Regions from separate parts of the Homo sapiens genome. Here all the other regions are linked to region 1. The links are chromatin loops, found by intact Hi-C in ENCODE. Cell type or tissue: mammary epithelial cell. All regions are shown on one strand.

Region 1 (4,000 bases):
ATATGTCTGTCTTTATGCCACACCATCTCGATTACTATTTCTTTGTGGTATGTTTTGAAATCAGGAATTGTTGTTTTTTCCTTAAGATTACTTGGACTATTCAGGGTCCCTTTAGATTTTATATGAATTTGGGGATGGCCTTTCTATTTCTGCAAAAACTGCCACTGGACATTTGAAAAGGATTGCATTGAATCTGTAGATAACTTGGATATTATAGACAGTTTAACAATATTATGTCTCCTAATCCATTAACAGAAGAGGTCTTTCCATTTATTTGTATCTTTTTCTTTTTTAAGGAATGTTTTGTGGTTTCCAGTGTACAAGTATTTTGCCTCTTCAGTTAAGTTTATTTTTGAATATTTTATTCCTTTGATTGCCAATATAAATGGGATTATTTTCTATTTTGTTGGTTAATGCTAGCATTTACAAGCACAACTGATTTTTGCATTGCTTTTATATCTTGCAATTGTGAAATTTATTATTTTTAACAGTTTTTTGGTGGATTTTTAGGGTTATCTAAATATAAGAATGTATGAAAGTTTCTGCAAAATTATTATTTTAGGAGAAGAGATTGTACATGTCTTTAAGGAGTTCAATTATTGGGGAGTCAGGCTTTTGATATATAAAATATTTAAAACTTCAAATTGGTCACTTATTTTCCAAAGTTTTCTAATTCATTCAAAAATGATTGCTTGACATCAGAGACTCTATAATTATTTTCCAACTGATATTTCCAATCATCTACTTGTCTTTCCTATCACACCCTACATTCTAGTTAAATGGGATATTTTAAATACTCTAATTAGACTTGACATTTCCCAATACCTGTGCTTTTTCACAAACTAGTCTTTATGTGTACAATTACCTTCATTAAGTTCTATGTCCTGGCTAAATCCTATTTTTTTTAATTGCAGAGATATTATTGGTTTCATATGTAACAGCCATTCCCTTACTTTAAGATTCTTAAATGTGCTTCAGAAAATGCTATACTCATTGTCACCATGGGGATTGAATCACAATGAATCTAAGTCAGTATGGTTCCATTTCTCTTAATAGTGATTGGTTTACATGTGGCCTTTTACTTAGTTTTAGCCAAGAAGACCATAAGAAAATAACTGTTGGAGGGGCTTCTGGAAAAATACAATATTGCTCTTAAAAAGAAATACATGAAAGAACATTTCTGCTTCTGCATGTACAGTCAGTCAATATGACATCTCATATTTTCTAAGATTTAAAAGAAAGATGGGGCAAATGTGTATGGGGAATAGTGTCATGAGATGGAGTGGAAGAGCGGGTAGGTTACAGGTCAAGTAGGACCTGGTAGGTCATGGTGAGAAGTTGAAAACTTATTTTAAATGCTATGGGAAACTATACAAAATTTCCAAGAGAGTTAGTAACACAAGCTTGTTTTTCAAAAATCACGCTGGCTGTTTTTGTAGTGCATGGATTGAAAGAGGTAAGAATTGAAACAGAAAAATCAATTAGAAGGTTACCAATGTAGCCTTGGAGGGAGTGGTATGATGGGAGGAGAAGACGTTTAATACTCATCGCTAAAATAAATGTACGCTGTATTGCAAATAACTATATATAACCATAATTATGTAATGTAGGCTGAATATATCACCACTAAACGGGTGGGCAACAGGATCAAGATTAGCATCAGAGAGAGGTCATCGGGAAAACAGAGAGCAGCTTATACTCACGCTGTGGGAGGAAGTCAGTCTCTACACCCCAGGGAGATGCAAGCAGGCTTCACTCTGTGTTTTTCCTCTGCAATCATTGCGTTCCCTACAGGACAGGTGCTGCTTAATATGACTACCTTCCCTTTATTCACGATTGTTTGTGGTTCTGATTAAACAGCCTCCTGGCAGGAGGAAGGCCTTTCTGGGAAGGGCAGTGAGAGGTTTGCCATTTCCCAGAAAAACCTGGCAGTCCTTAGGCCCTGCTAATAGTAGCTGATGAGTTAATTTTCCTTCCTAACAAGCCTTACTCCAAGAGGCAGAAATAAACACTGGCAGGGGTTGCATGAAAATAGCCAGGTGCTCTGGTCCAGCCCTCCCAGGTCAGCAAGTGATGTGCAATTTGCTGTTCTCGCTTAGGGTGAATTTGCTGGTTCAGGTCAGAAAGTTCAAGATGGTGAGGGGGGAATGGTTTAAAAGCAAATGAAAAGTCATAGTTTCCTCTCCACATGGTACAAGTGCACCTTGGCTAAAACCACTTCTGCTTTGTCATTTAAGCATCAGGCATTTCCCCTCTGTGGTCACCTGGAAGCTGGCATCTACAGCAGAGAGCAGCAGCAGAGGGGCCTGCTTAGTTCATCTGATCCACTTTGCTGAGCCTGGCCTCTACTGCCCCCTTTTGGCTGACATACACTACAGACTGCTCAGGCTCGAAACTCTTAACCCTCTACCGCCAGGTCTTCCACATAGCCTAGCAAATGTTTCTCTTTGGGTCTCAGGACCTTATTATTTATTTCTGGCTTGCTCTTAGATTTTGGCTTGGAAATTGGCCGGTTAGTATTTGCTTTCTGATATTCTAGGTCTAAGGGACCCTCTCTCTAAGAGGGATTTTGCTCATTCATAGCATGATAAAATGTTAGCAGTTGCCTCAACGTTTATCTAGTCCAAAAACAGTGAATACATAACTTTTGTATATATTACCGTTGTCATTTTCTGCGCACATAAAGAGCATGTCTAATCAATCATGCTATATGTTTTTGCTGATCCTAGACTTGCTCTCAATCCTTCTAACATGACCACTAATGTTTTTTTACCATCAATATTTTGGATTTGACTAGAGATAAAACCCATGCATTCTTTAGTTATTACATTTACAGATAAGAAACAGAGGCCAAGAGAAGGGATAAAAATTTGATATTCCATACATAGCAGGCTATTGTTAGACTCAGAACTAGAATCTAGGTCTCCAGAATCCCAGGATGAAGTTCTTTTCATTGAAAATCATTGAATCCTTTACAAAATTGAATACTTTCTGTGTTAGTCAATTTTGCATTGCTATAAAGGAATACCGAAGACTAGATAGTTTATAAAGAGAAAAGGCTTATTTGGCTCATGGTTCTGTAGGCTGTAGAAGAAGCATAGTGCCAGCATCTGCTTCTGGTGAGGCCTCAGGAAGTACAAAATCATGACAGAAGGCAAAAGGGGAACCGGTGTATCACATGGCAAGAGAGGGAGCAAGAGAGAGGGGAGAGGCACTAGTCCCCTTTAACAAGCAGATCTCTTGTGAACTAAAAGAGTAACAATTCACTTATTACCACGGGCAGGGCACCAAGCCATTCATGAGGGATCTACCACCATGATCCAAACACCTCCCACCATGCTCCACCTCCAACACTGGGGATTACATTTCAACATGAGATTTGTAAGGGACATGCATCCAAACCATATCACTTTCAAAGTGTGTTTTATGGTCCAGATTCTAACACTATATTTACAATTGTCCTGGCCTAGAGTAGTTATTCATTTACGGAAACCTTTACTCTTCATCTGCCACAGTGCTGGGCATTGGTCATGATGGAATCCTGAAATGAAAACACATTTCTCAAGATTTCTCCCAACAAAAGAACTGCTGGATCAAGGGACAAGCAAGTGAGGTGCTGATCGACAGACCTGGTAGTTGCTGTAAGAAACTCATGGCAGATATAGACTATTGTGGAGCAGAGGGAAGCCTAGAGATCCTATAGTTCAATCTTCCAATTTTTTAGATGAAACCTTAGAGACTTGTCTGCAGTTACATAATTATCAGCATGGGAACTGAGGCTATGGCTCAGTTACCTGGCTCAGTTCTAAAAAAGCACTATGCCTATGCCTCCACACTGTCTTTATCAGATATAGCAACCCAAAGAGGTTAATTTATTGGTCATTTGAAATCATTCCTCATAGTCATTGTCTTAACCACTGCCAAAATGCTGTGAGAAAGGTATCAGGTTTTATGTGTTTTTTTGTTTGGTTTGTTTGTTTGTTATGCCAATAAGGAAAGG
Region 2 (4,000 bases), 350 kb after region 1:
GGACATCTTCAAAAATTAAAATATACTTGCTGCAGTTGCAGAATTGAATTATTTCAGTCATTGGCATAGTATTTACCAAAGCTTCCTCATTCAAATATTAGCTGATTGAGTTTGTTGTCATTTGCAAACCATCTCCTATTGTTTATTTGATAATATTTTATTTATTTGACCCCCATTGTTTAGACAGTGCATTTGAAATGGAACTTTATATTATTATTAGAACTACTTGAGAACCAGTACCCATTGGCCCAAATATAAGGTATAAGTATAAATAAATCCATAACTATAACTGTTATTATTGATATAACTACACACACACGCGCGCACACACACACACACCCCTGAAACATGCACTTACCACAAACGCTGGGTTCACCGAGCTTTTGGAGAAAGTTATTATCATAAACCCCTTTAAGTGAACCTTAAATTACTCCATTTCCATTTGTTTTATTAGGAAATGCAGCTGAGCGCGGCGACACACGCTTGTAGTCCCGGCTACTAAGGAGTCTGAGGCAGGAGGATCCCTTGAGCCCATGAGTTTGAGACTAGCCTCAGCAACACAGTGAGAACCTGTCTCAAAAGAAAGGAAGAAAGGAAGAGGAAGGAAGGAAGAAAGGAAGGAAGGAAGGAAGGAAGGAGGGAGGGAGGGAGGGAGGGAGGGAGGAAGGATGGAAGGAAGGAAGGAAAAGAAAAAAATGAAGCATGTTCAAGATATTACAAGGAAGAATTCTTGTTTTAGATGAAGGTAGTATAGGGTAAATGTTGAGGATGAATCACTGAAAGAGTCAAACAGTAGAACAATTTTCCCTGAAATTCTGCCTAAGTACAATGGGCATTAGAAAGAGCATTACTGTAGTGGTAACACTGAAAGGTCAGTCCCTTTACTTAGATACAGGTTCCTCGTAGTTCATGCTTTAATTTAAACTGAAAAAAAATAGAACTCTATTTTAAGTGATTACAGATTAAACAATTCTTCTACAATCTGATTTCATCTGTAAATTTGCTCAACAAATCCTTTCTCCATAAAGAGTAGAAAGAACATTTTCAAGCAGCCCCATTTGAATGAGGACATTAAAAGCTTTTGCTTAAAAGGCTCCTGAATTCCTACTCCTATCTAATTTCAATTTGCCTTGTGACCTTGAACAATCATTTAATTTCACTGAACCTCAGTTTCCAGACTTGTGAAACAATAGGATTGGAGTGGTTCTTGATGTGGTCCTTGGAGCAACAGCATCAGTATCAGCAGGAGACCTGCAAATTCTCAGGCTGTACTCCAGACCTACTGCACCAGAAACTCTGGGGTGAGGTCCAGCAATCTGTGTTGTAACAAATCTTCCAGGTGATCCTGATGCTAAAGTTTAAGAGCCATTGGACTGGAGGATATGCAAAGCTCCCTTGTCCCTGCCATCTGTGAAATGTTGTGATCTTGTGGTGGTTGAATGAGAGAGAGCAAAAGAGATCTCGTGTTACTAGTGAGAGGGAAAGCTGGCTTGGATGAGCTGCTTGAAGAATGGATTTGCTCTTTGGAGAAGAGTCACTTGGCCTAACTAATGACTACAGATCCCACAGGGAGAAAATCCTGGGAAGGGTTTCTCTGGCCACCTGGAAAGGAAACAGTGACAATATGGGAGAAGTCTCTCCTGGTGCTTAGGGATAGGAAGAGGCAGGCAGATAATATCTTCATTAGGAGCAGCTTGGCATGCATCATGCATCATGTATACAAACAGAAGTGCTGTATGATTTTGCCTCAGGACTAAGGCTCCCAGAGATGTGAAAACCCCCATACACCAATGTTCTCATTTTTTTTTCTTCTAAATTTTTGGAAGAGTCGAGTTTTGGGAGAGTGGGAAGCTTTGGGGAGGTAAATCAAAGCAAGGCCGAAGAAAGAGAAAGTTCCACAGTCTCCAAAACAAGGAGGCATTTTCTGTCCCAAAGATTCCTGAGGGAGTAACGTTTTCCCCAGCAAACAAATTCATCACCACCCCAGTGGAGCCTGCGCAGATGCAAAAGCAGAATGGGTGGGAATTGCAGGGATGGGGAGGAAGGAGAGCCAGAAAGGAATTCTGGCACCATCTAGTGGCCTGTGAGACAAGGCTATTGTCCTCATAGTCACAGCTCCGGATGGCTGACACTAAAGCAACTTGTTTAAAAGAAAGTCTTTAACATGGTTTAATTGCTATTCCCCAGGGAATTAAGTAAACTCTGAGCTCCCCACTATGGATGAGCACAAAGTGACATCTCTGATAGCAGTGGTGGAGATCAGTGGACAGGAGGCTGCTATTGGATCAAATAATCCTGAATGTATTAACAATTTCTTTCCATTGAAATAATGCTCACAATTTATATGGGAAATAGCTCATTCCATCCTCAAATTCACCCTGAATAGCAGTCTCTGATAAAAGGATCATGCCTAATTCTATGGATAAAAACAGTGAGGCCAAGGGAGATACATCCCAAGGTCACCTAGAGCAAACGGCAGGGACAAAACACCAATCCCAAGTGGCCCTGGTTATTAACACCAAGCACACTGTTCTCCAGAAACTCTATATAATGCTTTGACAAGTTCAGGGTGTAAAACCCAGGATTCCATTTCTTCACAGAGTGTCACCTGAATGTTCTAGAGATTTCATGGTTTTTAAATGCCAGAATTAAAATCAATAATTTCATCTTTTTGTTCTTTTTGTTAGAACTTCTTTTGCCTTCTATCCCGAAGAAGACAGTGATGAAAGTTATTCTTTCTTTCACAGTTAGTAAATTAATTAAGCAATCAGAACTCAGGCATACGGAGTAGTTAAATAGAGAGACAGTAGCATCATATAGAATGCACTACTGGGTCATTCGTTAGAAAGGACTGAAAATGCTTAAGTTCCTTAGGGACAGGAAAAGTAAGATTCTTTACTAAGCAGAAAACAAAACTTTCAATTGGGCAAATGGAGGATGAGAGCATCAGAGCTTGACCCCTTGCACTGTCCTTACTCTAATCTATTACATGATTCTTGGAGACCATCAGGGCAAAATCCTCACTTCTTTTACACTGATGCACCTCTCACACTTAAGATGTTTTCTGTACAACCATGCAAAGCGATTATAACATTTTTCTCTTAACACTCTCCAGGTTTTTCATTACAGCCTTAGGAGAAAACGGAAACCTCTTACTATGTGCCATGGACTAGGTAATCCCACAATTGACTCTCAATTCTTTTTTTTATGCCATCTTCAGCACCATTTCCACTATCTTGCCATCCTGGTTTCCTGACATTCCCACAGTAAGCCAGCCTGGGTGATACCTCAGCAAATGCACGGTTTATTTTTCTTATATTGGAAAAAGTATTTTCTTAAAGTGCTGGCACGTTCCTTTGGGTATCTGTTTAAATGGCACCTTTCAAGGAACCCTTCCTCCACCTCCTCCAATTCTCTACCACATCATCTTTTTTCTTCTCCTTTTACTTTTATTCCTTTAATTTCCCACTCATTATATGCTAAAATTATTTATTTGATGGTTTACTTATTTACTTATTTATTATCCGTGTCCCCAATTAGGATAGGGAATGACTAAAAGAGAAAAGATGACTTCTGGCATATTTCCAGTACAGGACTCAAGAGTATGTACTCAATAAATATTTTCTCTCTATAACTGGGATTCAGTACAGAAACAGATCAGAGTTAAGTGCTCAAATGATATTGGTTGAATATACATTGTCACTTCTTTTGAGGAAAAGGTGAAAAAGAAGTTTGGTAGGAAAAAGATAGTGTTTTAGTAAATGGTGCTGGGTGGGTCAATTTAAAGAATTTAAAGAATGTGATCTCTATATTGTACCATACAAAATTATTTTAAGCTGGATTGCATCTTCAATTGTGAAAAGTAGGACAATAATACTTCTAGAAGATATCATAGGAGAATATGTTTATGACTTTGTGTATTAAAATTCCTTAAACAGAACACAAAATGCTCTAAGTATAAAGTAAATATTATATAAGTAGATAGATATTTAAATTAAGA
Region 3 (4,000 bases), 770 kb before region 1:
CTTGGTCAAGTCCAGTGACCTTTGTGGGCCTTTGCTTTCCCATCTCTAAAATAGATATTAGGGCTGAACATTTTCTGAGCTTCTTTCTAGCTCTTACATGCTGTGGTTCTGTGAATTCTTTGCCTTCTCAAAGATTTCAGAAAATTAACTCTCATTGAGTGTCATTTTCTGACTCCGGGAATAAAGTATTTTTTTTCTAAGATTGTTTTCTTAAAATTAGAAGACTGATGTTGTATTATTAAAAACAACCAACTCACCATGCTTCAGGGTAGAGATTCTTTTGTCTATTGCTAATGGAGGATGTTAGAGAGAAGGTCATGGCTGTACCTATTATGCTGTTCTATTTCAGCCTACTCTATAATTCTCTGCTTTTTTTGAATCCTATTCTTTTGCTGAGTACCACCCACCTACTTCTGGGAGACAAGGCTGTGTGAAAGACATCCTCAGACGTCTCATCTGCTTCCTCATCCATCTGCAACTGGATGCTGGATTTTCAGCAGTAACTTGGGAGCTTATTTCTCAAAGAGAACTAGAAAAAGTAGCCACTGACACTGGACCAGTATCTATTATGTACAGGAAGCTTGTAAACATATGTACAGAACCTGTACTGGGAAACAGAAAGTTTCTAATTAGCTGGCTCCAGAGAGAAAATTGGTGGTGGTTACTGGAAGACAGTCTTCAAAGTAAGAAAAGGTATTTAATAGTCAGATTTGTCAGAAGACAGAGAGAACACCTGGATAGAACTGAGTGGGCAGTCACTGTCCTGTCACCAAAGGGATTCTAATTAGCATAGTCTGACCCAAGAAAGAATGTAAGCACAAGTGTGAAATTGGCTTCAGTGACCTTGTCAGATACCCTTCACCACGTAAAGTTAGTTTTCTGGGTAGCCAAATATAGTTGCACAGTTTGTCTACTGCACAACGGAATCTTGATGGAGAAGAACAATGGAGGCTCTATCCTGGCATGGGGATGCATAATTCTATCTGAAAGGAGCACTGTTTCTGAAATTTGTCTGCCTAGAGGGAGCAACTTTTTCTAATTTTTTTTTTTTTTTTTTGAGATGGAGTTCATTCTTGTCGCCCTGGCTGGAGTGCAGTGGCGCGATCTCGGCTCACTGCAACCTCTGCCTCCCAGGTTCAAGCGCTTCTCCTGCCTCAGCCTCCGAAGTAGCTGGGATTACAGGTGCCTGCCACCATGCCCAGCTAATTTTTGTATTTTTGGTAGAGACGGAGTTTCACCATGTTGGCCAGGATGGTCTCAAACTCCTGACCTCAGGTGATCTGCCCGCCTCGGCCTCCCAAAGTGCTGGGATTACAGGCGTGAGCCACTGCACCCAGTGCTTTTTCTAATTTTTATATGGCATCTGTTCTATGAATGGAGGCCCTATAGTCTGATTAATAATGCACTGTGACTGTTTCTAGATGTTTTATTGAAGTCTTCCATATGGGATTCTCTTCCAGATATCAATCAAATGCTGCTGCCCTTCCCTCCATTTTCCCTGGGTAATCACACTTGCTCCCTCCTCTTCCATTATCACCTACATTCCAACAACTCCCAAATATCCATATTCAGTTTTCATCTCTCCTTCAAACTCCAGAATTTTTGCACCTAACTGCCAAATGCATTTCCATTAGACTTTTTAATGAAAGCTCAGAATCCTGATTCTCCTTCCCTACCAGTTTGTTTCTCTTTCTGAGTTCTCTGGCCCCAGTAATGGCACAATCATTGGTCAGGGGACTAAACCAGAAGATTAGCCACTACACTATTCTTCATGATTTTTCTTGTTCACTCAAGAATAATAATAATAATTTTATAGTAACCAGTAATATTTATTGAATGTTTACCATGTTTCAGACTCTATGTCTGTCTGTTCCTGACCCCTGTTCTCCACTGCTCTGAGCCTGTGAAAGGTTGCATAATTCACCACTGTTTATTGCCTTAGGGTTGGGGAGCACCCTTAGGTCAGGCAGCCATAGACATGCAATTCTTAACCTTTTTCAGTTGCAGTTTTTCAAGAATAAACTCTCCTATGGCTTCTGTCTGCTTTAGGTTCTTTCCATGGTCTTTAAATTATTGTTGTTGTTCTTTTGAATGTATTCATTATTTATCATTACTTACCATGGAAAGTTTTGCTTGAGCATTTCATCCTGCAGACTTGACCAGTTCCTGATTTAATTATTGAAGGATCACTGCAGGTGAATCAGCCAGTAGGGGGAGCAAGAGTGTAAGCTTGGACCAATCAGTAAGTTTTCAGACTGGCCCAGTCAAGAGATAATAATGACTCGGACTAGGGACTGTCGTGCATCTTCCGAGAAATTATCATGTTCAAGAGGTTTAAGATGACAGGATTGTATCAATCCATGTGATCAGTTCAGAATCAAAACACCATAGCCTTCTGACTTAGGTCAATGAGTTATTAACCAATGCATGGGTTCTTCTAGGTTTCTGAGTTGAGGAGAACTTAGAATGAGTAACTGGTGGGACAGGCAGTATGCTTAAAATGCTATCTGTGGTAGCTGGGGTTCTGTGTGAGGTTATATCCTTTGGGATATTTCTCAGATTAATAGAAGAATCTTAGACATGTGTTTTCTCACTTTCTGCATATCAAGTGAGTCATCAACCCTATTGCTTCTAATTTACCTTTCCTACCTTCTTCTCATTTTCTACCTCTAACTCATGCCATCAGCTTCTTTCAGTCCCATAATTGCAATAGTTTCCTAATCAGGCCTCCTCCTTTCACGGAACAGCCAGAGTTAACTGATCTCCTAAAATAAAAATGAGACCATGCTTTGCCTCTTCTCCATCGTCTTCATTGGTAGAGAATACCAGTTCTTCATCGTCTTACAGGTAGAGAATACCAATCCTCTAGCTTAGTATTCCAGTCATTTTCTGAGTATTGCATTTCTTTATGTTGGCAAGGCCACACCCAATTACTTCTTAATTCCAGAATTTCATTCACATTGCCCTGCCTCTGTGATTTTTCTCATTCTGTTCTTTTGCTTTAGAATGCTCTTTCTCCTTGATCTCCGTGCTCTGCTTTTTAAAACCACATTCTCAGACTTCAAGAATTGGCTTAAATGGGCCGGGTGTGGTGGCTCACGCCTGTAACCCCAGCACTTTGGGAGGCCGAGGCGGGTGGATCACTTGAGGTCAGGAGTTCGAGATCAGCCTGACCAACATGGTGAAACCCCATCTCTACTAAATATAAAAAATTAGCCAGGTGTGGCGGCACATGCCTGTAATCCCAGCTACTTGGGAGGCTGAGGCAGGAGAATAGAATAGCTTGAACCTGGGAGGCAGAGGTTGCAGTGAGCCAAGATTGTGCCATTCATCACACTCCAGCCTGGGCAACAAGAGTGAAACTCCATCTAAAAAAAAAAACAAAACAAAACAAAAAACAAACAAACAAACAAAACCTCTCCTTTGGTGCATTCACCTATTTTCATTTAATTCAGATATTTTTAGTGAGCACCTACTATGTGCCATTCACTCTGCTATATCCTAAGGCTATGAGGTTGAGTAAGAAGCATTTTCCCACCTCTTGCTAAAAATATCACCCCTAAATCGTGTGGCCCTTTTTTAAGATTTAGCAAAGCCCATTGCTTCCAGTGGTGGTTTATCAATTCATTGACTGATGAAAAGACCTCATTTTGCTTTCTGTATTGTGTTTTTGCTACTCTTTCCCACTCTTTCTCATTACCACAAGGAGTCTGTTGGCTACTGAGGTCAAGGCCCAGGTCTAGTCATCCATTGTCTCCCCAAATCACCCAGCATTGTATTTTGCATACATTACATCATAAACCTATGTTTAGGATATGGTTAAAAAAAATTTAAAAAGAAAAAATAAGTACCTAGTTGTGACTATTGCCATTTATATATTTGGCTTTCAAGAGTCACATACTAACAACATCATTCACAGTGAATTATTTACAGAAAGCTACTGTGAGGTTGAAGTTATATGTCCTCCTTAAATGAATCTCTTCAGGTGAAGGGAGAAAAA
Region 4 (4,000 bases), 740 kb after region 1:
GCTTTGTCCACTGCTTCAAACTGATAGATGGGGGGAAATTATTGATGTGTAGCCCCCATCTCAGACTTGGGTGGGCAATGCCTATGTGAGAAGCTCCTATGAATCCCTTGCTGAAACCATTCACGATAGAGCATGAGTGGAGACAACCCTGACACCCTGACATGAGGCAATGTTTCCCTGGCCTTTATATTTAACAGAACTTGCCTGGCTGTTTCCTTGCCACCAGGGAGCTGCTGTTATAATCCCCAGAGTTCTTCCTCTCCAGACTCTCACAATCCCATTATCCTCCTGCCTGGAGAGACAAGCTCATCTGACAACACTGCCAGCACAGAGACTCATGTGGATGTATTAAATTCACCACCTGGTGACTATAATTAAGATTCCTCTCCTTTGATTTATTTTGGTTGGGGGAAAGAAATCATTTAAGTTCTTGGAGGTGCAGATAAGAGATGATATATGTCCCAACTATTTCCATGATAGTAACACTTCCTGCCGCTAACACAGATGGAAACCCAACTTCAATCACATCCATACTTGACTACCCGTAGCGGAGGAATGATGAGGTGGTAGAGGGAAAAAAAGAAGAAAAGAGAAGTAGTCCAGAGGAAGGAGATAATGAGAAACATGCATGATATTTCTGGGAAAGAGATTTAAACCAAAGAAAGACGCACATCTGCTTGATACACAGAATTGTCTTTTCCAACTGAGAATGCAGCCCCTCTTTTCAATCAGTTGAAGAGTCGGATATCACCTTGAAGATGATCTAAACCAGGAGTTCTTATCCTGATATCTGGAGGTAGACTTGTAGGGAAATTACGAACTTCCGGACATTGAGGAGGGCAGTAAAAGTACCTAGCTTTCCTCAGTCTCTTAAAGCGGTCTAATGACTACAAAGACATTAACAGACCCAGTCAAATCCCCAAATTTTAAGTTAAAGATATTTAAATCCAGAGAGATAAGGAACTTACCCAAATTCATACTGCTGGTTTATGTCACAGGTAAAACCAGCACACAAGTTTCCTGACTCTCGTATTTGGCCCATTTCATCTTAGCGCTTGTCTGCACACCTGTTAGCAGGAGGCTCTGTGATTTGCTCTATATTCTAATCAGAGCCCCATAACAACTCCTGGAGGTGGACAAAGCAGGTGTAAGTAATGCCTTTCGATAGAAGAGAAAAACAAGCTCAGAGCAACTCAGGCAACTCATTTATTCAAGATGAACTTAGTAGCCCTAAATTGGTGTGGCTTCAGGGATCATGATTCTAATATCTCCTTCAGTCAACAACAGATCCTTACACCCTCAGGTGTGCTGCTCCCCAATCTCCAAGCCTGCACAAGTGTGGGTGTGGCTTCAGAGTACTGGGCCAATCAGACTATGTCACTCTTCCGGTGACTTTGACCCAAGGTGTGAGCACATGGTCCAAGCTGAGCCAATCAGAAACCTCATCTGGATTTTGGTTTTAAACTGAAATTGAAAGTGAGTTCTTGATCTCTGGTAAATGATTGAGGAAGTGACACCAAATGAAATGATTGCTGCATAGAGAGGGCTAGGAGAATAAGACTGGCAGAGCATGGATGAGGGAAATGGACAAAAACAAAAACAAAAGTCTTTTAACATAAATCCTTTGGTCTTTTTTCCTCAAGGCTTACTTTTCCATCACTTCCTTATCTATGCAATATCCTAGTATACTCCTAATAATTCTTTTTTGGGAGGCGGTGAAGTAGAGGAAAATGCTTGGATAAACTACATTCAGGGAGATATGCTATTTGCACCTGAGTTCTGCCTAACAGAATGCCTAAGTGTTAGTCAGCTGGCTTAAGCCCAGGCCATCGCCCTTGGACTCAGTCTCTTTGAGAAAGCCTTCAGTGTTACTTTCTACAGCCACTTACATACCTTCACTGTCAGCAGGAAGATGTCTGGGGGAATTGGCTTACCACTAAATGCAGGACCCCGAGGAATAGCGCGGCTCTCTCTTCCTTCTAATCTCAAAGTTAAGAGGAAGGTTTCTTATCCCTTTTCTTTCTCTCTTTATTTCTTTCTCACTTCCTCTCTCCTTATACTGGCTCCCTGGCATCTTTTACTATCCGTGGAGTTCTGATGCCCCCTGCTGCTGACTGCAGGCTGCTGGCTGCTAACTGCAAGAAACACAGGTTTCCCTGGTTGCAGGCTCTGTGTTGGTTGTCTGTGCTAGTTCTTCCGCCTCTCATTATGTTTTCCTCTTATGTGATCTAATACTCTGGCTGTGTTTTCTCACCGTCTTTCTGTGCCACTTGTATCTTTTCCCCCACACCCTCGTCTCAACATCTTTCTCATCACCTCTTTCCTCTTTCAGTTTCAGTTTTAGACTTCGTTCTCTCTGCTGTCATCTGTGTCTCAGTCTATTCTTGAATAGACTGGTTCCCTGCATCTTGAATTCCTGGTTCCTGCATCTTGATCTGTGTCACTGACTCAGCTTCTGTTGCACAACCTCACCCACTCATCAGTGGAATTTTTTTTGTTTTTGTTTTTTCACAGAGAGACTTGCCACATGTTCCTCTCATTGTCCTAAGATAATTTAACAAGCAGGTGATTAGCCTTAACTGAATAGGCAGGGTGGTTAGCTCTTTGCACAGAAAGTTCTTACAAGTAAAAATAAAGCATTTTCCAGGGTTCTAGAAAGTTAGATTTCTTCCACAGTTTTGTGTAATATTTGGCTTTTTTTTTTTCTTTCTGAGGTATAGGATTTTAAAATTTATACCTGGTGGGAACTAGAAGTGGGGAGGAGGTGAGTATTGGAAATCTCTGCGGCGAGTTCTAGATTGGAGAAGGGAGTTCTGGAAGTTATGGTTCCAGGGCTCCCTGTGAGAGGGCAGTGCTTCGGACATCTGTGCCTGAGCTGCTCTGCGTATGAGGTGCCTGCTCAGCAGGTCCTGTTGATGGATCGATTCTTTGGCTCCTAGGACTAATACTCTAAGAACCCCACTGGCCTGAGTTTGTTTTTCTGCCAAAGGGAGCTATCATTAGCATTTGAGACAAATACCCAGACAACATCCCCAAAGTGTATCTCCATCCGTCTGGGTTCACAGGAGGGAGGGCGTATGCTTGCTTATGGAAAGCATATGATTTACGCTAGTGCCTGTGGCTCTCCAAAGGAGAATGCAGCTTAGGGGTAGCATGAAATGGTGTGTACCAAACACTACCAGGCCAGGTGAACTGCATACATGATTCCACTGTCACAAGCATCCTGCAAAGGCTTGTTTTCTGGATTAAAAAACTGAGCTTCAGAGAGGTTAGGTACATTCATAGCCAGTAAGTAGCAAGGTTTAAATCTGCCTTTCAGGTGCAAAACCATCAGGAATATAAATCAAAAGCACAGGTTAGGTCATAAGGAGACCTTGGACTAAACTCTTTACTTCCCTGGGCTCGAGTTTCTCCATAAAGGTGATGATGGAGTCATCTCATGATATTCTAGGGTCTCTCTAAGTTGTAACATATCAAGATTCTGTCACTCTGTTACTCACTACTTTCCCTGACATCTTTCCAATTTGTTCTGCTGTTTAATTTATGAGAACATATATTGTTCTCATAAATTGTGTCCATAAATTGTACATTAGTGGGTTTCTCTGAAGGCAAAGATTATGTCATCATCAAGATTTGATTTCTCACAATGCTTAACACCTTGTTTTCAATGCAGTAGACACTAAGTTTTTGTTTTTATTTTCTGAAAGCAGAAAGAGTGGGAAGAAACAATTCAAACATGGAAGCTAGAGAGAAAATACAAAAGACAGGAAGAAAGGAAGGAAGGGGAAACATTAAAATGCATTTTATTACATTACAGGACTCATTTAAGACATAACGGAAGCTTCATTATTTGTTCACTTTTTGCCTTTAAGTGCTGATTCCTATAAAGGACCAAAAATATTAAAACATAAAGAATTAGGAGCCTGCCGAATATCAAATTGGGGATGAAAATGTCAAATCTCTCAAATTAGAAAGAAATTCAGGAAGAAGGCAGTATCTG
Region 5 (4,000 bases), 56 kb before region 1:
TATGTTTTTTATTCTCTTTTCACAACTTCAGAACCTGCTTTTTCATCTTCATATGCAGCTTTTGATTTTGTATCCAGCACTGCAGATAAAATTCTAAGCAATTAGATAAGAATTTCCACAGTACCTGTCACTATGTGTACCTACATACCTGCTTCTGTTCCATATTCCCTCCCTTTACTTCTGTTGTTATGAAAGAAAAATCAGAACTTCTTTGTATGGCAAAAAATGTTATTTGAGGAGCAGGCTTCATCTCTTCTTACCTATTCAAGGTAATTGATGTAGAAACAACATTCCTCCCCTTTCTTTCCCTCATCATCATCATCCTCTCCTTACTAGATTATCTCATTTAGCATAGATTTTTTCTCCAATTTATACATGTAAACATGTTTAAACATGAGAGTGGGTATATTTGTGTGTGCAGACATGAATATAGATGGAAGGAGAAATGCTGTATAGATGTGGCTTTGATAAATTAACATTCTCTTAATCATACTTCCCCAGATTATTGTGTCATTAATATTCTCCTCATTAGAGAAAACAACCCTATAAAGATCTATATGTAGTCACCACCCCTAATTTTTCTCTTTTCTCTTAAACATACCCAACAAAGATTTCTTTTTCTCCATCATGTTCACAAAAAATGTTTCCGACTGAGGTCATTAGTGACCTCCACATTGCTAAATCCAATTGCCACTTCTCACTCTTTGACTTTTATTAAACTATAAGCACTGTTTGACACAGTGTGGCACTTCATCTTCTTTTCTTTATTTGGTCTCCAGGATACCCTGTTTTATGGATGTTCATTTTCCTTCATTGCTTGCTTCACATTCTCTTCAGTCTCTTAACACTAGTTCCCCACTCTGTAGTCTATGGTCTTCTCTATCTACATTAATTCTCTTGGTGAGCTTATTCCACCCAAGAACTTTGCATTCCACCTATACACTGACAGTTACCATGTTAATATCTCAAGTTAAAACATTCCTCTGAAAGCTATACATGTTTATGCAAATGTCTACTCCTCTACATTTAGAAGTCTGGTAGACATCTCAAATGAACATGTACAAAACTAAAGCTCTGTCTCTTATCTTAGGCCCCCATATCCAATCTATCTGTTATAAATCTTTTAACAACTACCTTCAAAATAAGTCTAGAATCTAACTTTCACCATTCCCACCACTCTGTGCTAGTCTACAGTTTTCGGATGTGTTTCCAGAACATAGACCAAAGACTGGAACATAGTCATTTCTTTAAAAATATTTTCTAAAAATAAAATAACTATTTATGACTTCCTGTAATAATGAGTAGCTTGGATTTTCCAATCTCCCTGCTGATAATAATTGCAAACTCCAGGCGAAATACATTTTTAAAAACTACTTACAGACATGGAAAATAAATAAAAATAGGCAAACTTGGAAGATATTTGACCCATGAAGACAAAGGTCAAATGCATTAAGTGCTACCCAAAATGACATGCTTTTACTACTGAGGACACTGACTAGTCTACATAACATGTAGCAACCAGAGCTCAAACAGAAAGCTGCAGTCTTATTGGCTAATGAGTCATAAGTTGGAGTTTGAGAATGCTACAGTGACTAGACATCCAGGAGGAAATCCAAGAAATGAGCCCCAAACCAAGTTAAAGAGGAAAAAGTTCTTCAAATTTTAACTTACACCTGAACTATGCACTTGTGGGTGAGAATCCAACAAGCCCAGAGTGGAAGCACTGGTACAATGCCATAATGGTAGAGCAGAGATTTCAGTGGCTGCCCATTGCAGGGAGACAGAAATTACAGTGCAGTCCCACATAGGTAGAGTGCCTTCCTTGGCAAATGCATTGAGTTTTTCATTGACGCCTAGAAAGACCACATATTAGAAGTACAATCTACATCCAAGATTAATGGTTTACCCTAGGACTGAGACCAAAATGGAACTAGACCTGATCTAAAATAAATAAACAAATCAATAAAAGCCTCCACAAATGTAAGGTAGTATGTTAGCAATTTAAATGCCCCAGAACATAAAATCAACATTCTTCCAAAGGAAATAGCAGAATACAGAATTTCTTGGTGTCATTCACAGTATCACAATGTTTAAAGAAATTTACTAGACATGTGAAGAAATAGGAAAATATGGGTCATAATCATGAAAAAATGAATAAAATCATAATTACATGTTATCAAGAATTGGCAGAAAAAATTGAAAAATAATTATAAATTTAACAATCCACAAAAAATGAGTATAATAAATTTTTTAAAAGAGCATATTATGAGATACATGTTAAGTCAAATACACATTCCATAAGAAAGGTGAATATAAGTGAATCAGGGGAGAGAAAGAAATTAGCAAAGCCTCAATAAACTATGTGTCATTATCAAACCATAACATATTTGTAATTGGAGACCCATAAAGAGAAGAGAGAGAAAATGGAATAAAAATTATATATTAACAGAGATATTAGCCAAATACTTTCCAGAGTTCATCAAAAAACAGTAATTTACATATCTAAGAATCTCAGTGAATTCCAAAAGCGATAAACAGTGAGAAAACTAGACCTAACCACATCATGTTGAAACTGCTTAAAACTAGAGAAACTTAAAAATAGTAAAAGAGGCAAAAAAAGAAGAAACTTTACATAAAGAGAAACAATGATTAAGAAAGAGACAGACATAATAAAGTCAAAAAAATGTTTTAAATTACTGAAACAAAGAAAAACAGAACAAAACCAGCAAACAAAATGCCCCACAACTTTCAACCAAATATTTTCTCTTTAGTAAAAATGTTGAGTTAAAGAAAATATAATTTCAGATAAACAAAATCTGAGAAAATGTATCATCAAGCAATCCACACTACAAGTAAAGCTAAAGAAATTTCTTATGCTGAAAAGGAAATAATACATTCTTGGAATCTGAATCATCAAGAAGGAATGAGAACACTGGTCATGTGAAACATGTGGGTAAATATAGAGAATGTTTTATCTTTCATTTTAAAAAAATCTTTAAAGGTCACTTGAATGTTTAAAGAAAAAAGAAAAAAATCATATAGCAGGACGTATATGTAGAAGTAAAATATATGGCAATAACAGTACAAAGGCTGAGAGAAAATTTAGGTCCAATTATTCCGTTATATGGTCCTTACATTATATATAAAATATTCTGATATTGATTAAAATAAAACTGAAAACTAAAGGGTGAATATCTTAATCCCTAAAGCACCTATTTGGGAAAATAAAAAACAAGCAAGCATAGAAAAATAGCTAATACTCAATCCAAATGAAAAAAGAAAAAGAAAGAAAGAAGGAAAAGATAATGAAGAATAGGAGCACAGTAATTGGAAGAAAATAAAAAGAAAGATAAAGAATAAAAAACCAAACACAAATATTATGAGCAATATCAATAATTACACTAAATGTAAATGGAGTAAACACTCCTTTTAACTGTAAACAGGCAGAGATTCAGAGATTATCTGACTAGATTATCAGACTAGATAATAAAGTCAAGAAGCAACTATAAATCCATGTGTCTGTTTTTGTACTAGTATTATGTTGTTTTTGTTACTGTAGCCTTATAGCTTAGTTTGGAGTGGAGAAATATGATGCCTCTGGCTTAGTTCTTTTTGCTTAAGATTATTTTGTCTATTCAGGCTCTTTTTTGATTCCATATAGAATTTAAAAATAGTTTTTTTTTTTTCAAATTCTGTAAAAAAAATGTCAGTAGTTTGATAGGAATAGCTTTGAATGTGTAGATTGCTCTGAGCAGTATGGCCATTTTAACAATATTGATTCTTCCAATCCATGAGCATGGAATGTTTTTCTATTTCTTTGTGTCATCTACGATTTCTTTCAGCAGCATTTTGTAGTTTTCCTTGTAGAGATCTTTCACCTCCTTTGGTAGATGTATTCCTAGGTATTTTCTTTTTTGTGTGTGGCCATTGTAAATTGAATTGCATTCTCAATTTGGCTCTCAGCTTGAATGTTATTGGTATATAGAAGTGCTACTGATTT
Region 6 (4,000 bases), 840 kb before region 1:
CTACAATTTGAAAAGGGGCTGTGAGTGTGGAACCCATGACAGAATGTGGCAGTAATTGACTTAAACTGCTGTCGGTTTGCACCTCGCGTCTCTCACTTGGCTCCAAAATACTGCCAAGGGCAGGGGGGCGGTGGAGGAATCTCAGCCAGGAAGGTAGTTTGGGTCAAGGCCCTCTTTCTTCTTTCCTCCATCTCCTGGGAGGCTCTTTAGGTAGGTCCCTTGGCCACCCTGGCTTGGTACTGTTGGGCTTGGGCTCTGGGGCCAGCCATTGATTTGATTCCCAGCTGCCTCTTAAAGGCTTGCCCTACTCAGCAAAAATGCTGAGTTTTACTGCTGTTAGCATGGCTTCCAGACTCGGCAGCTGTTACTTTCTCAAGGTAAGCGGCAGCCGTTCTGCTCTCAGGCAGGGAGGCTAGGAGAAGACAAGGGCTGTGACGCTGGGACACAGCCTCTTGTCTAGCTCAGCACGGAGGGGCCGCTGAAAAGCCCTCTTAGGGGAAAAAAGTAGAAATATATTTGGCCTAAAAAATGTACACATATATTCTAGGAAGATATATATATATATATATATATCAATCACACACACACACACACACACACATGTGTTCATATTCTGGGGAGAGATAAAAGCAAACATGTATTTGTAGGAACCTGCCCTAGTGGGTGGGTTCTACCTGCAGGCACTTGCAGACATACCATTCTCTGTCCAGAGGCTGATACCTCAGGCTGAAGCCTTCACATAGCCACAGAGAATCTCCTTCAGGAAACTCATGTCAGGGCAGAGCTCCCTGGATTATCTTGGGTAGGGGGTACTAGGGCCAAGGAGGAGACCCATTTTTGGGAACTGCCTCATTTTCTCTCTTTCCTAATTCACAGACGATCGAAACTGGAAGGAATATTAAAGAGCAGAAAGGCAGGACTCTGTGGCCTAAAGAGGGAATGAGAATTCCCCAACATTCAGTAGTGGGTTAGTGGCATGCCCAGGACTAGAATCTAGGCTTATCAATCAGCTAGATCAATACCCTTTCCACTCCTCCCAGCAATATACACTCTAGGACTGTATATTGCTCCCACCCCTATCTTGCCAACCTGCCACCATGACCCCTACCAAGACAATCGCTTGTCTTCCCTCATCAAACTTCACATTTTCAGAGATGCATTTCAGGGTTTTTCTATCTGGAAACATGGCCCTGAAGAGAAAAGATCCAATGCCTCAATCACTATTCCCGAAAGACACACACACACACACACACACACACACACACACACACACACACACACACACACACACGGTGGTGGGGGGAGGACTGAGAGAGAGACAGAGAGAGAACATAGATTCCTTCTCCAATGTCTTTAGGGAATTACCGACAAGCAAGGACCCAGTACTGAGTGTGACTGGTAGGCAGAACCCAGCAAAGTGTCTGGTCTGTATCTAAGATTTTTATTAAGGAATGCACTGGTTTCCAGAGAGCAAAATGTACACCCATCTACCAGTGCAAATACTTCAGGCAAATTAATTTCTTTATATTAATTAGAATCTCACCCCTAGACATTAATACATATTACAGGCACAGAAGCATATGCAAGCACACATGCATAGGTGTGCTTATACACACATGTGCACACAAAGATCCAGAAACCTTTCCTGCTTGCTACATTTCCAAAAAAGAGAACCTCCACACCAAATTGTGTTCTCCCATATAAAGCATCTCCCATGTGAAGAGTAGGACCCATAAACTCCAGGGAAGGAGAAATGTAAAGCCCTGTGAAAGAGAGACCCTGGAGAAGTCAGAATCGAGTTCACTCAAAAGCGTGCTCTTAGACTTCTAGATGCCTGTTTCGGGGTGCAGGCAGATACTGAAAAACATGGGGGTTTTAGGCCCATCTGCAATAGAGCCTTTTCCATGCAGGATTTTCCGGGGCTAGATGGCACTTTAGCTCCCAGAAGGGGGAGCTGTGACTCCATTTCAACCAAGGAGAAACAGCTCAGAGATGCCAAATCAGCTCTTGGGCCCCCGTTGAGTTTAGACGACCCAGCTCAGGCTGCAATGAGTATCTTTGCCGCTGGTACAGGCAAGAATTGTAAAAACACCCTCCCCTGATAGGTTCGAATTCAACATCTCTTTCTTAGTGCTTGCAAGAGTTTATGTTATGGATCATAAAGTCCTCTATTTTTCTGAAAAGGTCTTTGCCCAAAGGCCCCTTCAGTTGTGCAAGGAGACATTTTTTGATTTGCAACCTGTCTCTTTTCCCCTCCCAATTCCTTAGAGGAAATCACCAGTACATTATCACTTGAATGGGCCATTAAGGTTAGACATACCCTACCCGTCTTTTCCTGCTTTTCCCTTGCTGAAATACAAAGCTTAACAAATTGGCTGCTGAACTACTGGTAACCATGTTAAAGACAAGATGGAGGTCATGTGAAGAAGACAGGTCCTTAAATGTCATTCTTCAAATAATTTTTCCAGTTGTGCTCCCTTCTGCAAAGATTATCTTTATTATTCTTTCCACCATCTCCCACATTCAGCCACGACTTTTAACAAAATTCCACCCATATTTCAACATCTAGCTCAAATGACCCTTCCAAGAAGTCTTCTCAAGATCTTATTTTGGAATTAATCTCTTTATCACCTGATTTTTCTGTACCATTTTATCTGAAACTCTATTTTAGTTTGTGTCTCTGTTTGCCCTGCTTTATAGCGCTGGGGGTATAGGTCTATCTTACCCTCTTCAGTATGGTCTCAGGAGCATCTTTGTATTCCAGGGACTGACACAGAGTAGTTGCTTTATAAATGTTTGCCCTTGCATTTCCTGTTGCATCTCAATAGCAACTGTCATCTCTCTCTCTGTCTCTCACACTTTCTAGCTAACAATTGCTTCATGTTCATTTAAAGCAATGCCGTTACGGCATTTTTGCCTATACCAAGAATATGGGGATTCCAATGATAATATAGACAGATGAAAATTAGACCCTACCTGGAAGTGAATATTGACTTCCTGTGTTCCAGGGTCTTTAGTTTTGTTCTCTCATGTAGTCGTTCTTTCCACCCAGTGGGACAGATACAGCCCCTTTTACAGAAGAGGAAAGTGAAGCCCAGGTTGGTTAGACTCCTTGATCAAGGTCACACAACCATCACAGCTAGAATTTGAAACTGTCTTCCTTCTTACGTCATCTCTGCTCTTTTCACTGGACCACTGAGTTAATGGTAACTATTATGAATGGTTGGCAACATCGGGTTGTTCAATAGGTGCTAGGAATAGCTGGGAGTTATTATGAGCTCTTTGAAATTGATGGTATGAAGGTGTCATGAGTCACTGGATCAAAGAAAACCTCTGAAGGTTTCTCAATGACCAAACTTTTCTGTTTTCAGGAATGACGAGTCCTTTTTGTAATGCCAATAATACATGACCATTCAGTCTCAGTTTTAGTACTTTTAGTGATAGCAAGTTCATTACCGCACAAACCAGCCTATGTCATATTTGAAGAGCTTTGTTGGAATATTTTCTTACTTTGCCCCTAAATCATCCTTCTATCCATATGTCTCTGAAATCACACAAGTGCAATTCTCTTCCAGTTTTCAGTTCTTCGAATATTATGAAAACATAATTATTTCACAACAGTTTTCTTTCTGAATAGAGGGGATTGTCTTCACAGCCCTGTCTTCTGTAGCATCTGCTTGGAGGCCTCTTGGCACCCTGAATACTGTCCTAGGGAAATTGTCTAGTTTACCTCACTTTTAGGGCTTCGATGCCACCAAAAAAAAAAAAAAAAAAAAGGGAGGGATGACCTGAAATTGAGTGAGGATTTATTCAACAAATATTTATTGGGTGCCTACTGTTTGCCAAACATTGCTGTAGACGAGAGCTGTCAAATAGAACTGTCTGTGATGATGGACATGTTTTTTGTGCTGTCCAATATGGTAGCCACTAACCATGTATGATTGCTGAACACTTGAAATGTGGCCAGTGTTGCTGATGAACTGAATATTTAATTTTATTT
Region 7 (4,000 bases), 230 kb before region 1:
TTTGTTTACTAGTTCTAACAATTTTTTCATGGCATATTTATGATTTTCCTTTTATCTCTTCTGACTGTATTTTCAAATAGCTTGTTTTCAAGCTCACTAATTCTTTCTTCTTAATCAAGTCTGCTTTTGAGAGACTCTGATGCATTCTTCAGTATGTCAAGTTAATTTTTCAGCTTCAGAATTTCTGCTTGATTTTTTGAAATCATTCCAATTTCTTTGTTAAATTTGTCTGATAGGATCCGAAATTCCTTATTTGTGTTGTCATGAATTTTGTTGAGCTTTCTCAAAATGGTTATTTTAAATTCTTGGTCTGGAAGGTCTCATATCTCTATCATTCCAGCATTGGTCACTGGTGACTTATTTAGTTTGTTTGGTGAGGTCATGTTTTCCTGAATGGTCTTGATGCTGATGGATGTTCATCAGTGTCTGAGCACTGAAGAATTAGGTATTTATTGTAGCATTCACAATCTGTGCTTGTTGCTACTCATCCTTAAGAAGGTTTTCCAAATATTCAAAGGGAACTGAGTATTGTGATCTAAAACTTTGGTCACTGCAGCCATATCTGCATTACAAGGCACCCCAAGCCCAGTAACACTGTAACTTCTGCCAACTTGTAAAGGTACTCCCTTGGTGGTCTTAGATAACATCTGGGAGGGTTCCCTGGATTACCAGGCAGAGACTCTTATTCTCTTCTATTACTTTTTCTCAAACAAACAAAGGCTCTATCTCCATGCTGAGCTGTTTGGAGCTGGAGCACGGGTAACACAAGCACCCTTGTGGTCACAACCACTGAGACTGGGCCGCGTCAGACATGAAGCCAGTATAGTACTGGGTCCCACCCAAGGTCTGTTGTGACCACTGCCTGGCTACTGCTGATGTTCATCCAAGGCCTAAGGGCTCTTTGCTCAACAGGTGGTAAATCCAGACAGACTTGTGTCCTTCCCTTTAGGATGGTGAGCTCTTCTCCTGGTCTGGGAGGCAGGGCCTGGAGTGAGGAGCCTCAGGAATCTACTTGGTGCTCTATTTTACTGCAGCTGACCTGGCACCCAAGCTGTAAAACAAAGTTCTTCCCAATCTTTCCTTTGCTTTCCTCAAGGATAAGGAGTCTCTCACTATGGCCACTACAGCTGGGAATGTGCTGGGTCATGCTGAAGCCAGCACGGCATAGTCTCACCCAAAGTCCATGGCAAAAATTGTCTGGCTACTGCTGGTGTTTATTCAAGGCCAAAGTGCTTTTTAGTCAGTGGTGATAAATCCTGCCAGAACTAGGTCCTTCCTTTCAAGAAAGTGGGTTCACTTCTGGCTTAGGATGTGTCTAGAAATGTCATCTAGGAGCTAGATCCTTGAATGTGGGACTTAGGACTCTGACTAATGTCCTATTCTACGTGGCTGAGCTGGTATCCACATTGCAAGAAAAATTCTTTTTTATTCTTCCCTCTCCTCCAGCAGAAAATATCTCACTAGGTCTCATACACGCCAAGCCTACTGGCTCTGAGCCCAGCAAAGTACTAGGATTTGCCCAGGAATTTCAGTCTTTGTGGCCTAGATTGCCTTCCAAGTGTATTTCGGACCCCAGATTGTTTAGCCCATGGTAGTGCAGCTAGCCAGAACTCAGGTTCTGACCGCTGGGAGGGACATTTCCCCTCTGGCTAGGGCTGGCTTAATGCTACCTTAGTGGGCACAGGTTGAATTCTGCCCAGTACAGCTTTCCACTGTGACGGGTAACATCTAGTTCCAACGCAAAGCCCCACAATCACTGTGCTGTCCCTCTCTCAAGAACATAGATTCTCTCTCCATGCCATGTGGCTGTTGCCAGAGGATGAGGGAGTGTTGATGTTGGCAATTCAAGACTGTCTTTTCTAACCACCTTAATGCCTCTTTTCTTGATAGGATGCTAAAATCAGGTACTGTGATCACTCACTAGATTTTTAGTTCTTACAGAGGTGCTTTCTTGTATGAATAGTTGTTCAATTTGGTGTTCCAGCAGAGGGTGCAATCACTGGAGGATTCTATTTGGCTCTTTTGCTCTGTGGTGTTCCTTCATCTGTTTCATTTATGCTCTGATTGTTGGTATTCCCTTCATTCTGCTAACTTTAGCCATAGTTTTCCTTTATCTAGTTTCTTGAACTATAAAGTTAGGTTATTTATTTGCAATATTTTATTTATCTTAATATGGATGTTTATCACTATAAGCTTCCCTTGCTTTTGTTGCATCTTATAAGTTTTTGTACATTGTGTTTCCATTATTGTTTGCCTCAAACTATTTTTAATTCCCTTTTGATTTCATCTTTGACCCATTGGCTGTCAAGAGTGTGTTTAATTTCCATATATTTTCATAATTTATCTATTGGTTTGCTTGTGTCCCGTAAGTCCCACAGCCTTTCTTCACTCTTTTTGTTCTTTTTATCCTCCTCTGACTGAATAATTCTAAAAGACTTGTATTCACATTTTCAGATTCTTTCATTTGATCAAGGCTGCTGTTGAAGCTCGCTATTGCATTTTTAATTTTATTCATTCATTCTTCAGTTCCAGGATTTTTTCTTGGTTCTTTTTCATGATTTCTCTTTGCTGAATTTCTAATTTTCTTCATGCATTGCTTTTCTTATTTCGTTGAATTGTCTATCTGCATTTTCTTGCATCTTGCTGAGTTTGCTTAACATAATTATTTTGAATTCCTTTTTTTTTTTTTTGAGATGGAGTCTCGCTCTGTCGCCCAGGCTGGAGTGCAGTGGCATGATCTCAGCTCACTGCAAGCTCCACCTCCTGGGTCCACGCCATTCTCCTGCCTCAGCCTCCCAAGTAGCTGGGACTACAGGCACCCGCCACCACACCCGGCTAATTTTTTGTATTTTTAGTAGAGATGGGGTTTCGCCGTGTTAGCCAGGATGATCTCGATCTCCTGACCTCGTGATCTGCCCACCTCGGCCTCCCAAAGTGCTGGGATTACAAGCCTCAGCCACCACTCCCGGCCTTGAATTCCTTTTTATAAAATTCGTAGATCTCTATTTCTTTATGTTCATTTATTGGATAATTACTGATAATTATTGTTCTTTTGGTGATGTCATATTCCCTTGTTTCTTCATGTTTCCTGTGCTCTTGTGTTTATGTTTGTGCATTTAATGGAGCAGTTACTTTTTTCAGAACTTACAAGCTGGCTTCAGTGGGAAAAGACTCTCAGCTGCTGGTGATTGCAAGGTCACTGGTTGGGTGCAATGCAGTGACTCTGGTTTAGCGTGGGAAGCAGCAGTGTGGTCTCCAGGAAGCTCCAGGACACAAACTTTTAGAGTGCCTGTGCATCTGGGCTCAGGGACTTAAGGAAATACTGTGACACCTGCATCCTTGGGAGCAGGTCTACTCACTGAGTTGTGGACCTGTGCAGAACACCCAGAGAGCCAGAGTCTATGACTCTGTGGCCTGCCTCAGAAATTTGTGCTGGAGAAATAGGCTGCAGCTGTGGCTTGAATGCTAAAGGTCCCTGGAAAGGTGGGGTGCCACATCAGCTTAATTCCTGGGGTACAGAATGCCCTGGCAGCAAGGCCCCGAAATGTCGGCCCACAGCAAAAACCCAGGTCTCAAGATGTAGGATGCAGCAATAAATTGAGCCCTAGGAATACAGCTTTTTGGCAGCAGCTTGACCATGGGGACATAGAGCAACAGCAACTCACAAAGATGGTGGGGTACTGTGGCATCCCAGGCCCCAGGCAACAGAGTGCAGTGGTAACAAGGGCCCAGAAATGGTGAAGTGCAGTGGCTACTCAGGAAAAGGTACAATGCAAAAGCATAGCATTGTCTCCTTCTCTGGGACAAGTGGACAGTGTGGACTCCATCTGGGCAGCTTTCTTAGTTGGGCTTAGCATTGATAAAGACTGTGGAGGTCACCAGTGGTGAAGGCTCCAAGTATTGTGTCAGTGGTGAGGACTGGGGTCCTCCTGCTCACCTTTGTCCCATGGGGGAAATATCCCTCTGAGGAGATCCCTCTTAGATCCATGCTGCTCCTGCT

The links. Peaks named below come from ENCODE experiments on the same cell type or tissue, not always from the same donor. Only the 100,000 strongest peaks of a DNase experiment are listed, where the experiment ranks them.
Region 2: a loop joins it to region 1, with 12 times the contacts of the local background. A loop is called at or near these places in 3 of 110 quality-filtered maps.
Region 3: a loop joins it to region 1, with 10 times the contacts of the local background. A loop is called at or near these places in 12 of 110 quality-filtered maps.
Region 4: it touches region 1 in a loop (7-fold over the local background); 3 of 110 quality-filtered maps call a loop at or near these places.
Region 5: it touches region 1 in a loop (6-fold over the local background); 4 of 110 quality-filtered maps call a loop at or near these places.
Region 6: a loop joins it to region 1, with 16 times the contacts of the local background. A loop is called at or near these places in 12 of 110 quality-filtered maps.
Region 7: it touches region 1 in a loop (19-fold over the local background); 2 of 110 quality-filtered maps call a loop at or near these places.

Annotation. Positions count from the first base shown.
Region 1 is chr9:118,520,610-118,524,609 of GRCh38, reverse strand. It overlaps LOC105376248 (a long non-coding RNA gene), which reads left to right and starts at 1,113. Exons shown (of 3, transcript XR_930294.2): 1 at 1,113-1,456. In mammary epithelial cell, a CTCF peak has its summit at 2,354 (motif pointing left); no DNase peak of the experiment used is centred here.
Region 2 is chr9:118,168,296-118,172,295 of GRCh38, reverse strand. No RefSeq gene overlaps it. Among named protein-coding and RNA genes, the nearest start is that of TLR4, 470 kb to the right of the region's middle. In mammary epithelial cell, a CTCF peak has its summit at 2,072 (motif pointing left); a DNase peak (open chromatin) is centred at 2,055.
Region 3 is chr9:119,288,180-119,292,179 of GRCh38, reverse strand. All of the region lies in intron 2 of BRINP1 (BMP/retinoic acid inducible neural specific 1), which reads left to right. Among named protein-coding and RNA genes, the nearest start is that of BRINP1, 79 kb to the left of the region's middle. In mammary epithelial cell, a CTCF peak has its summit at 2,212 (motif pointing right); no DNase peak of the experiment used is centred here.
Region 4 is chr9:117,781,462-117,785,461 of GRCh38, reverse strand. All of the region lies in intron 2 of LOC105376244 (a long non-coding RNA gene), which reads right to left. Among named protein-coding and RNA genes, the nearest start is that of TLR4, 79 kb to the right of the region's middle. In mammary epithelial cell, a CTCF peak has its summit at 2,114 (motif pointing left); DNase peaks (open chromatin) are centred at 2,251 and 2,361; H3K4me3 peaks cover 832 bases.
Region 5 is chr9:118,576,219-118,580,218 of GRCh38, reverse strand. No RefSeq gene overlaps it. Among named protein-coding and RNA genes, the nearest start is that of LINC02578, 100 kb to the left of the region's middle. In mammary epithelial cell, no CTCF peak of the experiment used is centred here; a DNase peak (open chromatin) is centred at 1,558; H3K27ac peaks cover 742 bases.
Region 6 is chr9:119,363,795-119,367,794 of GRCh38, reverse strand. All of the region lies in intron 1 of BRINP1 (BMP/retinoic acid inducible neural specific 1), which reads left to right. Among named protein-coding and RNA genes, the nearest start is that of BRINP1, 3.6 kb to the left of the region's middle. RefSeq lists an enhancer at 1,863-2,544. In mammary epithelial cell, a CTCF peak has its summit at 1,937 (motif pointing right); no DNase peak of the experiment used is centred here.
Region 7 is chr9:118,748,849-118,752,848 of GRCh38, reverse strand. No RefSeq gene overlaps it. Among named protein-coding and RNA genes, the nearest start is that of LINC02578, 71 kb to the right of the region's middle. In mammary epithelial cell, a CTCF peak has its summit at 1,960 (motif pointing right); no DNase peak of the experiment used is centred here.